Linked DNA regions of Homo sapiens: region 2 is linked to region 1. Evidence: chromatin contacts called from ENCODE Hi-C or POLR2A ChIA-PET data. All regions are on one chromosome and are shown on one strand. Each heading gives the region's core, a stretch centred on a gene start or an enhancer-like site at or near the end of the contact. The rest is flanking DNA. Distances are from core to core; before and after follow the strand shown. Region 1 holds the start of LEMD2 (LEM domain nuclear envelope protein 2). Region 2 holds the start of MAPK14 (mitogen-activated protein kinase 14).

Region 1 (7,864 bases), core at 1,668-4,167:
TGAATAGCTGAGGCAATACGTGAGGCCCTCCATGAGGTGGATCAAGGACGATTCCGTGGTCCCTGAGTATCTTTGAGGACCTGATAAATGTGTGCAGGGCTTTTTGCAGGAGGACGAAGAGAATGGAACCCACTAAAAGATTTATGGCTGTGATTATTATAAGGCTCTGCCAAGACAGAGAGAGGTCAACGGGACGGAAGGGAGTATGGCAGCCCCCCGGGAATCCAGAGCGTGCTCAGAGCAGCCCTTCACCTCTGATAAATGTGTGGATGTGGTTACTAAGTAGATTTAGATATTGGAGCTTGTTTTTCCTCTTCTGCCTTTAATACATCAGGAAGACTGACCACAGCCTAAGCTGCTGCTCACCTTAAAAAAAAAACCCACAGCAAAGTGATGAGAAAGGAGGGCATGCAGAGCAGCCTCTGACTTTGCAATATTGCCCTTTTCTTTACAATAAGCCTTCCTGCCATGGACAGGCCCAGCAGGAGAGCCAGGCTGAAGGCACAGAAAGGCTGGCTGCCAGAAGCCCTGGCAGGTTTCGTGGGTAGCTCCCGAAGGGGCAGCAGTGGCAAAGAAGAGCTGAGGTCGAGCCCTTCCAAGTGGAGGGCAGCATGTGGATGGTTGTGTGGAGGAAAGCAAAAAGCAACACGCCAACTTCACTAAACCAAAGAGGGGCTATAAATCTGGGCAGGAACGTGACTGGAGCTGGGAATTCAGGATGAAATGGAAAGGCCCAAAAACTGGGAGGAACGCCTGACTAACTTGTGAGGTTCCTTCTCAGAGGGGGTGGGGAAGGGGAGCATTGATCAGCAAATTTGCAGTTAAGTGGTCACTGGGTGCCCCTTGGTGCACATCCAAAGGCCTGCCTGTAAGATCCTGCAAGACAAGGCCATCCACAGCCAGAAGCCACAATGGAGGTAAAAGGGCTGACCATGGGTGGCCAAAGGCCACAACTCCAAGCACAGTGGGTTCTACACCACAGGGAAGACAACAGGGTTCTGGGGGAGGGGCTGTGGGCCACTTGACCCTACGTGTGTGGAGCGGCAGCAGTGTCCCCAAACACAAGGAAGCTGACAAAGCCCACATTGCGTGCCACCACTGGGGGTGGCTCCAGTTCAGTCCATATTTTTAAATCGCCCTGAGATCCATTGTTATAAAATAGACCATAACTCTGTGAAATGCTGTAACGATAACTTTGTTTAAGCATTAGTTTCAAGCCCTCTTAGAATACATGGGGCCAGTACTGATGCCGAAAGGCTCATTCTTTATATATTGAACCGCACAGCTGCAAGGAGTTGCACAAATGTTACCAACTCATTTGTCATGCAAACAGTGCTTCAGAAAGAAATAAAATACTATTATGTGGTATATGTGTTAGGCAATCACTATATCAAATTCATGGCATTCTGTGCAAACACATGCAGGGAAAAGGAAAACAACACTTGGTGAGAGAAATCACACCACATGGGAGCAGCTAAGTCAGGGGAGATGGGGAGGCTAACAGTGGAAGCTGACCAAGCCGAGGCTGTCATTTTCCCAGCAATTGTGGCCAGTGTTGAATACCCCTGAGGTGGAGCAAGTGGCAGGAATGCAAAACCCAGACAGAGGAGCATAGCATTGCCCAGGGTGTCAGGGAGGGGAGGGAATAAAGTGGGGAATGGGCAAGGGGGCTGTTGGGACAGATACGGGGCAGTTCCAGGGAGGAGGGGCCTGGGGGAAGGGGAGAATGGAATGGCAGGGGTAGAAATGGATGGAACCCATTGGGCCGGCAATAAATGTTTGGGAATGGGAGTTGAGGGATGTGGAAGGAAGATTATAAACTGGTTCTATTTCCAGTTGCCACATTCCCTTGCTTCCCTTAGGGGTTTCCTGCTAAGAGCCTTCATGTAACCAAATCACCTGCCCTGTGGGAGGCTCTACACAGCACTGACACTGCAAAGATGTGGGTTAAGTATAAACACGCATGAACGTGTGCCAGGCACTGTCCCAAGCACCTTAGCCAAACTACCTCTTCTAATCCTCACAGCAACTCTATTGAGGTTTACTGGCAAATAGGCTAACAATGTTAATTGAATATGATCACACATCTAATAGTTGTGAGTAGGGATTTGAAATCGAACTGTCTGGCTCCAAAGCCCACAACCTAAACCACCAGTGAGGCTGCAAGACCGTGTATCTCTGGAGTCTTCTCTCTCCCATGTCTCCTTGTAAAAATCCCATTACGCAGACACAGGCCCTCCGCAGAGAAGCCTCAACTGCCCATTCGAACCCAAGGGCATTTTGCTCCTCTGCCTCCACCATGGATGCTGCGTCTCCTCCAGGCTGGCGCTCCTTGGGGGCCAGTGTCTGTCCTAAGGCAGGGATCGCACCTACTTGGTGCTCAGTGTCGCCCAGTTAACAAGCCCGAAGTCGGGACAGGGTCTTGGAGCATGCCTGGAGTGTACTCTAAGACCCAAATAAAACCGGATCACACATCAGTCCCCAAGCCCAGAGAGGCAAATCATCCTGTCTCTCCATTCGTGGCAGTGGCTTCGTTCACCATTAAGCAATTCATCTATTAAATCAACGCTGACTTTACTGAACGCTTACCACCTGCCAGAGGCAGAGCTAGGGTTGGAGGACTCAGAGATTAATACCGCTTGATCTAACAAACAAAGGGAAGTGGGAGAGCGGAGAGAGAGAGAAAAACAAAACAAAACAAAACAAAACAAAAAATTTAATCCCCCTTGGACCTTCCCACCATGGCGGCTCTAAGAGCCACGTCAGACCGCCTCATCATGGCCGACCAAAGGCCAAGTGCAGACCTTCCCAACATGGCGACCGACCTTCCCATCATGGCGCGTGGCCCCGCCCGCTCCGCCGCGCCTGCGGGAGGGAGCAGTTCCGGGTGCGGTGCGCGCCAGGGGCGGGCGGGGGGCGGCGTCCTGGCCATGGCCGGCCTGTCGGACCTGGAACTGCGGCGGGAGCTGCAGGCCCTGGGCTTCCAGCCAGGACCCATCACCGACACCACCCGGGATGTCTACCGCAACAAGCTGCGCCGCCTGCGGGGCGAGGCCCGGCTGCGCGACGAGGAGCGGCTGCGGGAGGAGGCCCGGCCGCGGGGCGAGGAGCGGTTACGGGAAGAGGCCCGGTTACGCGAGGATGCGCCGCTGCGCGCCCGGCCCGCCGCGGCCTCTCCGCGGGCGGAGCCCTGGCTCTCCCAGCCGGCCTCGGGCTCGGCCTACGCGACCCCTGGGGCCTACGGTGATATCCGGCCCTCCGCGGCTTCCTGGGTAGGGAGCCGCGGCCTCGCCTATCCTGCCCGCCCGGCGCAACTCAGGCGCCGCGCCTCGGTCCGGGGCAGCTCCGAGGAGGACGAGGACGCCCGGACGCCCGACAGGGCCACGCAGGGCCCGGGTCTCGCGGCCCGCCGCTGGTGGGCAGCGTCTCCCGCCCCGGCGCGGCTGCCTTCCTCCCTCCTCGGTCCCGACCCGCGCCCGGGCCTGCGGGCGACTCGAGCGGGCCCTGCTGGCGCGGCGAGGGCCCGGCCTGAGGTGGGGCGCCGGCTGGAGCGCTGGCTCTCTCGGCTTCTGCTCTGGGCCAGCCTAGGGCTACTGCTCGTCTTCCTGGGCATCCTTTGGGTGAAGATGGGCAAGCCCTCAGCGCCGCAGGAGGCGGAGGACAACAGTACGTCCTGGGCCGGCGCAGGGGAGGGCCCTGGGCGCGCGTGTGTCCGCCGGAGGACCCCCCGTTCCTGTCGGCGCCAGGCCGCGCACTTCCGGCCTTGTCAGCTGCCTCTGACTGTCTTCTCATTTCCAGGCCTGCCTTCTTCCAGCTGTGGGAAGAGAGGGCCAAGGCTCCTGCATCTGCAATAATTTCTGCCTTCACTTTCTCCTGTTCTCCTTTTCTGCCCCAGCCCTCCCTTCTAACGTCTCCCTTTCAATCACAAGCTGTAGTCACTGCTCCTCCAACCTCTGGTTTTCTCCCTGGAGAGGAAGCCACACCCCCCTCTAACAGATTCACCCCATCCGTTTGGGTTCTTCCCTTTTGACCTCTGGCTTACACATTTAGTGCCTGTTTGAAGGCACTCCAGATTTCAGTGGCCCACAGATAGGATCTGGTTGGGGGTCCCACCTTTGTAGCACCAAAAAGTCCACTCTCCACTTCTTTGAATCACAGGGCCGCCGCTTTGTCAACAGGAGAATCTACCAGCCTTGCTTGCCAGACAGGTTAAACTGATCGCAACTGGAGGCCCTTATCATTGCTTGTAGCACCCTCATGGAGTGTGTTAAGAGAGAGACTACGACTCAAGGATGCTCACAGCCATCCTTCTGGCCACATTTAAGTTACATGGTTAGATATGCCAATGAGAGGTCTGCAGGATACAGTATGTATCCGGAATAGCTGAGGATTGTGTGTTTTCTGAAAGGAAACATAGAGATCATTTCATTATACATTTAGGTATAAAGGGCCACTGTAGTTCACCAACTTTTAATACTCTTTACAAAGCACGAATGTGACTAATACTGTTCCCAGCTTCCAGCCAAGGCCACATCCTTTCATGCCTAGCAGGAACTGCCAAAATACAGGAAAAAGCTAAAGTATGTCTTAGCTGGTGTGGCAGATGGATGTTTGGGAGTGTACAAGTCTGTGGGCAAGGGTATTAACAGACTCGTGTGCAAACACCCAAATGATTTCCCCACTATGAGAGCATTTATCAACTATGTGAATAGTTTGTCGACCTGCTAGAGAAATTAAGGAGACCTGGGAGTGTCATGGTACTATAACTACACTGGTGATGTCAAACAGTATCACACTGGTACTCACTGCTGAGATGCTTTAAGACAACAGCGCTAGAATGTATGCTGGTATTTACCTGGACTTCCCCTCCCATTACGGTGTTAATCTCTGTTTAACATATCATTGTTTACAAAACTCCTATATTTTGTTTTGTTTGGGCCTAACTCCCTGAGTTAAGCAGGGAAGGCCCATTTGATCCCGTTTTACAGACGAGGAGACAGAGGTTCAGAGTGGTTGAGTTGCCCAAGAAACTTGAGCTAATCATTTTCAGCTGGGACAAGGACCCAGCTATCGTAATTCCTAATCCAGGATTTGGATACCCTTACATTTTGCTGTCTGCATTTTAAAAGTGCCTTCCTTAGATGACATCTTTCTAATCCCCACCCTTGGCTTGGTAATGCTTTACTCCCTCCAAATGTTGTGAGTAGTCTCTTTTTGTATTCCTTTCTCAACCCACACTTAATTTCCTCTGTGTTTCTTTTCTTGGTCTCAGTGAAGTTATTGCCAGTGGACTGTGAGAGAAAAACAGATGAGGTGAGTTTGAGTTTCTCTGGTTTTTATTATTCTTCCTGAGGATATTAGCCTCCATCAGGAGGTAAACTTCCCCAGAAAAAGAATAGGATCATTTTCAGGGAGTGCTTCCTGTAATGTACCAGAGTCACATTGTGTTCTGTGATGTTCTTGTCAGGCTCAATTGTGGCAGTGAAGGAATACTTGAAATAGAATTGACCTCCCAAAATCCAACCCTGGGCTTGTTATGGACACTTTCCCATCAAATGTAGCATCGGGGACTTTGATCTGCCTGAGTCAATCTAGGGGGATGCAGTAGGTTGTTGTTGAAGGACCCTCAAGCTCCCTGGCACTGGGAGGAAGGGCCGGCGTTTCTAAGCATCAGGAGGCCAAGTTCTCAATTCCACATTCTCTGTCTCCAGTGGTGCAGCTGTGGCTCTGAAAATGCTGTTCTGATTTGAAACATAGGGAGTTTGTTTGGAACACATCTTAAGTGGAATTAGCCCTCTTAGTCTACATTTAGATTTGTTTTATGAAGCTCTAATATGGCGAGCAGCCCCATCCATTTATGAATCATGAAAGCAGCATTATCAAGGAGCTGGGATGCTGCTTCTGGTGACAGTCTGGAGAAGATATGGGGCAGTAAATTTTCAGGTCTTAAATTGTACCAGGAGGAGTCTTGTGCTGCCAGAGGGCATGACTTAGTAGTCTAATTAAGTGTGCAATGCCTGGCCTCCCAAGTCCTTAGTTAACATCTCTAGTAGCCCAGGGGCTGGGAAAGAAAATGACGCATGGTCCTCTGGCCAGCCCTGCATTGACTGTCTTACTCATGTAAATGAGGGGGCATCCTGGTGCAGATAACGGCTTTTATTTCTCTTTGGCTTCGGGTGTGTCATAGTTGGGGGTGTTTTATTACATCCATTTATTGGATTCATCCACCAAATATCTTTGCTTCCCAATTGTTTTGTAAAAACAGATTCATAGTAAGTTTAATCTGCCTTCTATCATAAAAACTGTAGTTGATGATGAGAGGAAGTGGCCCAGAAACACAGGCAGCCAGAGGGGAAACTGGAATTTGAAGACTTAAAACAAAAACAGGAAAAAATAACTTTCTGTAAGACTTCTCAGTGCTGTTAGTTTTGTCTTTTAATTAGAAAAAAGTTCCATGGTTTCTATTTCTTGGTCCTTCACATCTCTAAATGAATCAGACCCACAAGTGAATGGCACATTTGTTCCCTGGCCTTCTCTGATCTGGACACACTCAGGCTCCACTTGAGTGAGCCCAGACAGGTACCCTCCAGGTCCTAGCTACAGATGCGCTCCGTGGGCAGACGGCATTCAGCACCTGCCAGCGAGGGCTTCAGACGCAGATATCCCTATTTGTAACCATTCAGACCTTCATCAGAGCATCAGAAAGCAGGGGCTGGGCCATCTCAATGCAGGCTTTGTGGAGCTAAGATTTCATGGGGCACCCTTGGCCTTTCTGGAGGGTGGACACAGGAACAAGCAGGTGGGGACGTGTTTCTTGGCTTTGGTGAGGCTCTTGCTGAAAGTCTTATTCTTTGCATGGCTCCAGGCTTACCGAGATCACAGACGGGCATTTGAATTTCAGATTCATGTTCTTTCCCTTTTCGGTCGTTGAAGACGGTGACACTTTGTGTTTTTCTTTCTGCCTTTGTGCTGCTGAAAACGTGGGGACAGGCTGGGAGTGGGTGTGTTGTCTTAATCAGGCCGTCTCGTTGTCTGGTACCGTCTGTCCTCCTGTTTCCTTTAGGTGGTAGCAGCCTCTGCTGAGTGGTTTGTGTGAGTTCGCACTGAATCCTACCACAATCCTTACTCAGATGAGGGCTCTGAGATTCCACCTAACGGGAGACGAGATGGCAGCTGCTGACATTCTGCCCTGTCTGCAAGCTCTCCTAGCTCTTCCAGCTCTCCCATCTCTGCAAACTCCGACAGCAGTTGCTCTTCCTCTGAGGAAGCTGAGCGACTGCATCATCCCCCGACCACGTCGCCTCTGCTCAGCCCTCTTAATGGCCGTCATTCCAAGGGAAAGGCAGGAGCCAGGAGCCTCTGGGATGCAGCCCCTTGGTTACAGTGTCTGCTTTCAGCTTTGCCTCTGCTTCTCCAGGGTCTTTCTCAGGCAGTTAACCCAATATTTATCAACTCTCTCCCTAGGCCCAGCACTTGGCAGAATTTTTTTCTATTTTGTAAAAGTATGAGATATTCCTTGCTGTTTAGTATTTGACAGTGTGGCTGGAGAAGTAAAGATGGACAGACGGACCCCTCCCACCCACCCCTCCTTGCTGACCACTTGTCCCGTGCCTTTCCAGTTCTGTCAGGCCAAGCAGAAGGCAGCCTTGCTGGAGCTGCTGCATGAACTCTACAATTTCCTGGCCATCCAAGCTGGTGAGTAAGTCACGTAAGTCCTGAGATTCCTCTTGTGAGAGCTATGGGCGGCTGACCCGGTTCATCAGGCTTAGTTACACTGCTGCTGGCCAGCGAGACACTCCCTGGTTGTCTCTCAGAAGGCATATTCAGAAGCCGAGTCTCACCTTCTCGCCTCCTCACTCAGGCA
Region 2 (7,864 bases), core at 2,399-4,898, 2.2 Mb before region 1:
CCAACTTGGACAACAGAATGAGACTCTGTCTCAAAATAAAAAAGAAGAAGAATATCACAGGCTCCAAAGTGGATTCTAAAAGAAGTTCCAAAAAATGTTTTCTGCCACACCTAAAAAGGTACTCATTGAAAGAACAACTTCAGGCTGGGCACCGTGGCTGAGGCCTATAATCCCAGCACTTTGGGAGGCCAAGGAGAGCAGATCACTTGAGGTCAGGAGTCTGAGACCAGCCTGGCCAACATGGAGAACCCCGTCTCTACTAAAAATACAAAAATTAGCTGGGTATGGTGGCGGGCACCTGTAGTCCCAGCTACTAGGGAGGCTGAGGCAGGAGAATCGCTTGAACCCAGGAGGTGGAAGTTGCAGTGAGCCAAGATGGCACCACTGCACTCAAGCCTGGGCGACAGAGTGAGACTTCGTCTCAAAGAAAAGAAAAACTTCAAATAACTACGCTGAATCTCTGAATAAGATAACACTTAATTGTAAATCTAAATTCTGGTATTTTCATTCCAACATTAGTTATAATTTGTTTATTGTCAATTGTCATACAATTTCAGTTTCAGTTGTATTTTCTTTCACCAATATGCTGTAGGTTACATCTTAAATCCCTTTAGTAGAAAGACTACTAAACAAACAAGCAAATAAAAAAAACTGCCTCTCTGGAAAGACACAAGACACTTAACAGTGCCTGTCTTTGAGAGAGTAGAGTGGCTGGAGAACAAAAAGGAAAGGAGACTTTTCACTGAATATCTTTTTTTTTTTTTTTTTTGAGACGGCGTCTCGCACTTTCGCCCAGGCTGGAGTGCAGTGGAGCGATCTCAGCTCATTGCAACCTCCGCCTCCCGGGTTCAAATCATCCTCCTGCCTCAGCCTCCTGAGTAGCTGGGAGTACAGGCGCCCGCCACCACGGGCGGCTAATTTTTTGTATTTTTAGTAGAGACGGGGTTTCACCGTGTTAGCCAGGATGGTCTCGATCTCCTGACGCTGTGATCCACCCGCCTCGGCCTCCCAAAGTGCTGGGATTACAGGCGTGAGCCACTGCACCCGGCCCACTGAGTACCTTTGTAAAACTTTCAAATTTTATACAATGTCAATGTATTTTAAAAAATCTGTTCAATAAAATAAAAGTACTTTTAAGTGTCAGATACTGCTGGCTTCTATACCACAGAAAAGTATACCACTAAAGAACTGTGGAGTTAATTTTAATGGTACTTCACTGTAAATCTGAATCTCCTGTTCCAGTGCAGAGCTAGTCACCAATAGTAGCGAACCCTTGCAAGCAATTCAATTGGAGTTCACCCAAACCCTCTATAGTTGAGTTATTCTGCTGTATCACTCCATTAAAATTTAAATAGCATTGAAAACGAAAACGTGATACTACAGAAATGTATGTCAATTCAAGAATGAAAAAATGGAAGTATATTAATGAGCTATAAAATATTAAAAGAGCAATGATCCAAATACGTCTTTGAAAATTAGCAAATCAACTAGATATATATAATATGTATATACTGAATGTATATACCTATATAATATGTATATACTGAATGTATATACCTATATAATATGTATATACTGAATGTAAAATGCTGCAAACCAACTACACACACACACTCTCTGAATGTAAAATGCTGCAAATTCCTTTAAAATGTAAACTGCCATGCTGTAAAAATGGGAGAAAGATGTCAAGCACGGTGCTATCTGCAACATAACTTAAGCAACTTGAACTAGAAAATGCAATATGATCTGTTGCTGGACACAATTGCACAATCTCAATTACCCAGAAGATTCTACCAAACAGGAAATTCATGATGTGACTTTGGGAAACACAGAAATCATATTTAAAGATTAACACATCCAAAAGCCTGGAATTTGTTCCAAAACAAAAAAACGATTTTACAGGCCCGTTTTCAAATGACGCATACAATACGAATTACTAAAACACAGAAAAAGCTAACAGTTAAATCTGATACTTAGTTTAAGATCCGTAGCTTTCAAATTATAGAAAATCTAAAATACAGGGTATAAAACCTTGGAAGTTAAGAGAGCAGTTAGTGAAATATTTCAGGTCTGGAAATTATATGCTATCGACTTAATTTAAAACACACTCACGGTGTAAATTAAAGCTAAAAAGTATCTCTTCCCTTCCTTTTCTATGTGGTTCCATATCCTTACGAAAACCATCGTGTACCTCAGGCCATAAATGCAGATAACTAGATAACTCCCTGCAAGCTCTCTAAGGGACTTTTAAAACACAGTATTCGCAGGAATTATCTCAAAAAATATTTACAATACCTCCCAGCACTGTTAATAACTTTTTGATCTTGAGGGCGCCTTACAGATCTGAATCTTTCTTGCTCCAAATGAGAAAATTGTTTTGTCGAACAATACTTAAATGAGCAGTGGTATGTGACTAATCAGTGAGCCTGCCAGTTTCTCAAGCTGCAGTGTTCTTGCAGGCACTACCACCGCCGCCCCTCCACGGAAAGGAAATACGCTTTCAACCGAATCGGAAACACACCACTCAAGCTGGCACAGTGCTCACCGAGATAAAGTCGGTATTTTAAGCTCTATGGATCGCTGTTAATTCAAGTGCGAATTCAAAAAGAACGCTTTTCAAGATGGGATTTCGACAGAGTTTTGAAAAAAAAAAAAAAAAAAAAAGGCCCGGAGAGAGCTCCCTTCCTGGTCAGTTTTGTTCAGATGACCGCAGTCTTCGGGTTGGGCTGTGCCCTTCTGCTTCTCCCGGCAGTTCCCCGAGCTTGTCTGCTCAGAGGACCCAGGGTCCGGAGCCCCAGCGTGGGCGCATCACGGGAGAGGGTCCTTCTGCTCCAGGTAGGCAGGGAGACCCCCAAGGAAGCGGCCCTTCCCCCGGTGCCTGTTGCCGAGCAGCAACCCTCCGAGAGGGGAAGGCGCAGGGTGCTAGCCAGAACCGAGCTCCAGCACCACCACCTACCTCTCGCAGCGGACCTGAGTGCTGCACACGGTGGACCGCATACCTGCGTGAGTGCAGGGCGAGGGGTGCTGGAGGTGCAGAACGGGCAGAGCTCGAAGGGGCAGCAATGCCCTCCCCCGAGGAAAATTCCTGCCACTTGACGCAACGCTGAGCAGTGGAGCAGGCCTGGCCCTCGGGCGCGAGGGGCCACCCTGCCCACAGCGGCCCCAGGCCCAGCGACACTCACCACACAGAGCCATAGGCGCCAGAGCCCACTGGAGACAGGTTCTGGTAACGCTCGGGCACCTCCCAGATTGTCTTGTTCAGCTCCTGCCGGTAGAACGTGGGCCTCTCCTGAGACATTTTCCAGCGGCAGCCGCCGGGCAAGAAGGTGGCCCTGTGGGGCCCCCGCCTGCACCCGCACCCTCTCCCCGGCCCTTGCTGCCCGCCCAGCCGGGCGGGGACCTTGCGCTGGTCGCCCGCGCAGGTGCGGCTGCCGCGACCCCGCAGACTCCCGCGCGCGCGGCTGCTGTCAGCCGCAGCGGCTGGATGTGCCCCTGCGACTGGGGCAAGCCCCGCTAAGGGCAGGGACGCGCTCCGGCGCTCAAGACTGCGCCCGCCGCGATCTCCCTGCACCTTCGCCCCTACAAGGCCGACTCCGGGCTGCGTCGCAGTACTCCCGTTCCAGCTGCTGCGCCCGCTAAGGCTCCAGTGGTCGCGGTTCCAAGAGCCAGCAAACGGGAGCCTCCCGCAGTACTCTCGCGAGAACAGCTCCCGGGACTCTCCGAGAGCCGAGATTTTACCCAATATGGAACCTCTCCGCGGGCGGGGCTTCGTGAGAGAAGAGGATGGGAGGAGCAGTTCTCGCGAGAAGAGAACAATAACTGGAGACCAAAGGCAGAAACTCCCAGGGACTGTCTCCTTAAGGGCGCGAAGGCGGACCGGGGAAGGAAGAGAGAAGCTGGCAGCACACGCCTCGCGCGCCTCACCGTGGCCGGCGGGGCAAATACCTGGCTCTGTGGTGGAAAACGACACTGACAAATAGCGTGTCGGGGAAAGAGTCAAAAGATCTTTAACTGCGAGTAGTTACCAGCAGCAGAGCACCTGCTCACCTGAACCCCCAAATTCCAAAAAACACTTGCATAAAAAAGAGACAAGTGGCCGGGCGTGGTGGCTCACGCCTGTAATCCCAGCACTTTGGGAGGCCGAGGCGGGCGGATCACCTGAGGTCGGGAGTTCGAGACCAGCCTGACCAACATGGAGAAACCCCGTCTCTACTAAAAATGCAAAATTAACCGGGCGTAGTGGCGCGCACCTGGAGTCTTAGCTATTCGGGAGGCTGAGGCAGGAGAATCGCTTGAACCCGGGAGGCGGAGTTGCGGTGAGCCGAGATCGTGCCATTACACTCCAGCCTGGGCAACAAGAGCGAAACTCCGTCTCAAAAGAAAGAAAGAAAGAAAGAGACAGGTTCCGGCCAGAAGGCTGTTGCATTCCCATCTGCTCAAGGACATATGGGTTACTCTTTGAGATGCTGACGAAATATGTCCCAAAGGCAAATGTTAACCCTGCATCAAAGCTGAGGCTTTCCAGGGGCTGGGCTCAGTGGCTCACACCTGTTATCCCAGCACTTTGGGAGGCCGAGGCGGGTGGATCACGAGGTCAAGCGATAGAGACCATCCTGGCCAACATGGTGAAACCTCGTCTCTACTAAAAAAAATACAAAAATTAGCTGGGCGTGGTGGCACGACCCTGTAGTCCCAGCTTCTCGGGAGGCTGAGGCAGGAGAATTGCATGAATCCAGGAGGCGGAGGTTGCAGTGAGCTAAAATCGCGCCACTGCACTCCAGCCTGGCGTCAGAGGGAGACTCCGTCTCAAAAACAAAAACAAAAACAAAAACAAACCGAAGCTTTACATTAAAACTCTCCCAGTTAAACTTACATGCAGAAAAATCACCCTGGGAGTTTAAGATGCAAGTTCCCAGAACTCACAGGGAGTCTAATTGGGTAGGTCAGAGGAGGTCTTGATCAAGAGCATGCATTTTTATAATACATCTTAGGTGATTCTGATTCAGGAAAGTCTCTGATATCTCCCTTTGAGAAGCATTTAAAAAACCGTTACACTGAAGATTTGAAACTGACTCCTATCCTGAAGAGCCATCAGTGAAGAGGATTTTAAGCATTTAACTCAGGCCTCTTCGAGTAAGGAGAATAGGGCAGGAGTCTCATCGAATTTAGGCAAGTCAACTGACCTTTCCTGAACCTCAGTTCCAGCTTCTACGAGAGAATTCCTGCCCTGCATTCCCGACTAACAGAGTCATTTGTAAAAACCAAACAAGATAAATGTGAATGGGCAAGGCATTCTAACCCCATGCCTACATCCATTATCAACCTATGCCTATGCTAAAGCTTGTTACAATGAGCAGAAGAATCAGATCCTGTCTCATTCTCTTAGTTTCTTGTATTAGAAATAACTAGATCCAAGCCAGGACATTTCTCAACATTTCCCGTGATTATTCTATTTTGTGTCATACACACCTTGGAGGGCTCAGACTTTGCATATCTTGTCCCAACATCTAGCACAATGTCTAGAACATAAAACATGTGTCATAAATATTTGTTGAAAAAATTATGAACAGTGACCATGATTTCAAGTGGTACAGTATCCTCAGTCCTCTTCAAGGAAAGCAATATAAAACCAAAAAACAGATAGTCATGGGTGATTCATGGAAAGCTGTTTTGGATCCAATGTAGCTTAGGCTGGAATTCTCTTATCTACAAAAACATGTTGCTTGAGAATGTTCCAAACTAGGGAGGATAGGAAGCTTTCTAAGAAGTAATGGAGGGTGAAGGGGAAGTAAGAGCAAAAACATGATTGTGAAGACATGAGGGATGGGGTTGGGGGGATCAAGGGAATGAGGGAATGGTTACAAAGGGTGAGGAGGAAGCTTGGAAGTAGGAATCCTCAGAAATGCACATTTTTATCCTACAAATTGGGATGATGAGGTGAGGGTGAATGAAAGGGTAAAGATAAAGTAAGCAGTATATTCATACACTCATTCAACCAATGTGTATTAAATGCCTACTAGGTGTCAAACACTTGCAGTTTAAAAGTGATTAAAAACTACAGTTGCTGCCGGTGTGGAGCTTACAATCAATGGGAGGGCAATCATTCAACAAAAATTAATTGAATACTTCCTATGTCCACCACACTGCTGTAGGCACTGATAATAAAACAGTTAATGAAAGGGATAAAAGTCCTTGCCCTCATAGGGGTAAGATGATTTACAAAAAGGAATACATAAAGTGCATTATAAGGTAGACATTAACACAGTCATCAAACAAACAAGTGTAAAACTGTAACTGGGCCAAGCAGGAATACAAGGTGGAGTGAGAGACAGTGCTAGGGACAGGGATAGGGTGGGAGGAGGGTAAAGGGAGTGAGTGCAGATGGCATGTCTGCATCCAGAGCAGATCTGGGCAGGAGGGTGTCATTCAGTGGGGAGAGCCGGGTTTGTGGGGCAGACAGCCTATGGTTGGAGACCTGGGTGACCCTCCTAGCCTCCATTTCTTTTTACCTCTTCTGACCTGAGGAAGGCTTAAGTCTTCCGGAGACGTTAGTGAATTACCGTCTGTGCAGTACACATGTGACACATGTGCACTGCTGTATGTTCAGGACACGAGGCCTGGCACCAAATAGGCCCTCGATCAAGAATAGCAAAACCTCGGAGAGAGAAGGAGCCTTGGTATACAGGTTTACCAAATACCAAGGGGATCCCACGACTCAGGTATGAGGAGGGCGACCCAGGTACCACTTTCCTGGCTCCCTAGCCCAGCTGCTCATGCTCCTCTTCCTCGTCCCCTCCCCCACTCTCATCTCCTCAGCCCGCCCGGAACGCCCGCGGGCTAGGCCACAACGGCTCGGGAACCGCCGCCGGTATCCGCGTCCGCAGCGCCGCCAGCCAGGCGAGAGCCGTGTGGGATCCCAGCGCCCGCACTCCCGCCCCCGCCAAGGAGCCAGGTGAGCCGCTGCTGGGAGACGCCTGGGCGCCGGGGGCTGCAGGTCCCAGGGCGGGGGCTGCGTCCGTCACCGGCAGGTACCCAGGTATGCCGCAGAGCCAGGCACGCCGTGGGCACTCAGTCAGTATCTGTGGAATGAATGAATGATGGTCGTCCCTGGGAGCTTATCTCTGAGGTATTGTCTCTACTTTCAAAGGCCGTGTGGATGGCAATGACAAGAGACAACAGTGTGTGCGTTTTGCAAGCTGCATCCTTTCAAATTCTCCTGTCTATATTGTCAAAAGCCCCAGAACTGACGTGCTACCTGCACCCCACCGCCTACCCCATCCATTTCCTCCTGAGGCCTGACTGCCCGGCCGTTCCTCTTCCTTTCAGACCCCACTGCTTTTGTTAATTTTGTTCCCTGTGACTGAATCCCCACCCCCACCTCCTTGCCCCTTTCTTTTCATGTCAAATGCCGTTGATGTGTCAGGGGCCCCGTGAAGCCTTCTCCAGCACCCCCACCCCAATAATGAGCATCTCTCCAACACACCATGTTACTCTATCCACATTGCATGGAAGGTGGTTGTCCTATGTTTATGTGTCCAATGGTCATCCGCTTAAGGACTGTCATCTTACTAGTCATCCCTAGCCACTAGCCAGAGTGACTAAAGGATCTAAAGGCCAGGCTCTTTGCTTATACCTTTTCTGTATTCCCAATACATTCTCCATAAAAACCTAGGTAGTAACAGGTGTAGGGTTGTTTCTGATGGAATTACAAATGCTTATTTTGAAAATTCGGAAGTAAATTTTGCCTTTCCGTGATTATAGAAAACATAAGAAAGTTAACAATATCAGGGGGAAGATATTCCTGCAACTAAACTAGCTTTCAAGATTTCATATTATTTGGGTCAATAGCTAAAAAATTGGATTG

The links. A loop is a pair of places that touch in the nucleus more often than their neighbours do. ChIA-PET counts read pairs that join two places held with the same protein, here RNA polymerase II (POLR2A). Pooled maps may share reads with other maps.
Region 2: a loop to region 1 is called in a map of B cell, with 18 times the contacts of the local background. The contact joins the promoter of MAPK14 here to the promoter of LEMD2 in region 1. A Hi-C loop is called at or near these places in 1 of 168 maps with a recorded cell type or tissue (B cell) and 5 of 50 pooled maps. POLR2A ChIA-PET finds 5 or more read pairs at or near these places in 1 of 52 experiments (A673).

What each region holds. Positions count from the first base shown.
Region 1 is chr6:33,784,183-33,792,046 of GRCh38, reverse strand. It overlaps LEMD2 (LEM domain nuclear envelope protein 2), which reads left to right and starts at 2,917. Exons shown (of 9, transcript NM_181336.4): 1 at 2,917-3,666; 2 at 5,273-5,313; 3 at 7,620-7,695. The coding sequence starts at 2,931. It overlaps LOC105375024 (a long non-coding RNA gene), which reads right to left and starts at 2,669. Exons shown (of 3, transcript XR_926707.3): 1 at 1-2,669. RefSeq lists enhancers at 888-1,491, 2,702-2,791, 3,404-3,953 and silencers at 2,882-3,261, 3,302-3,751.
Region 2 is chr6:36,023,592-36,031,455 of GRCh38, reverse strand. It overlaps MAPK14 (mitogen-activated protein kinase 14), which reads right to left and starts at 3,648. Exons shown (of 12, transcript NM_139012.3): 1 at 3,183-3,648. The coding sequence starts at 3,298. It overlaps SLC26A8 (solute carrier family 26 member 8), which reads left to right and starts at 6,815. Exons shown (of 20, transcript NM_052961.4): 1 at 6,815-6,952. RefSeq lists silencers at 1,650-1,944, 3,308-3,407 and enhancers at 3,598-4,037, 6,369-6,868, 6,869-7,370.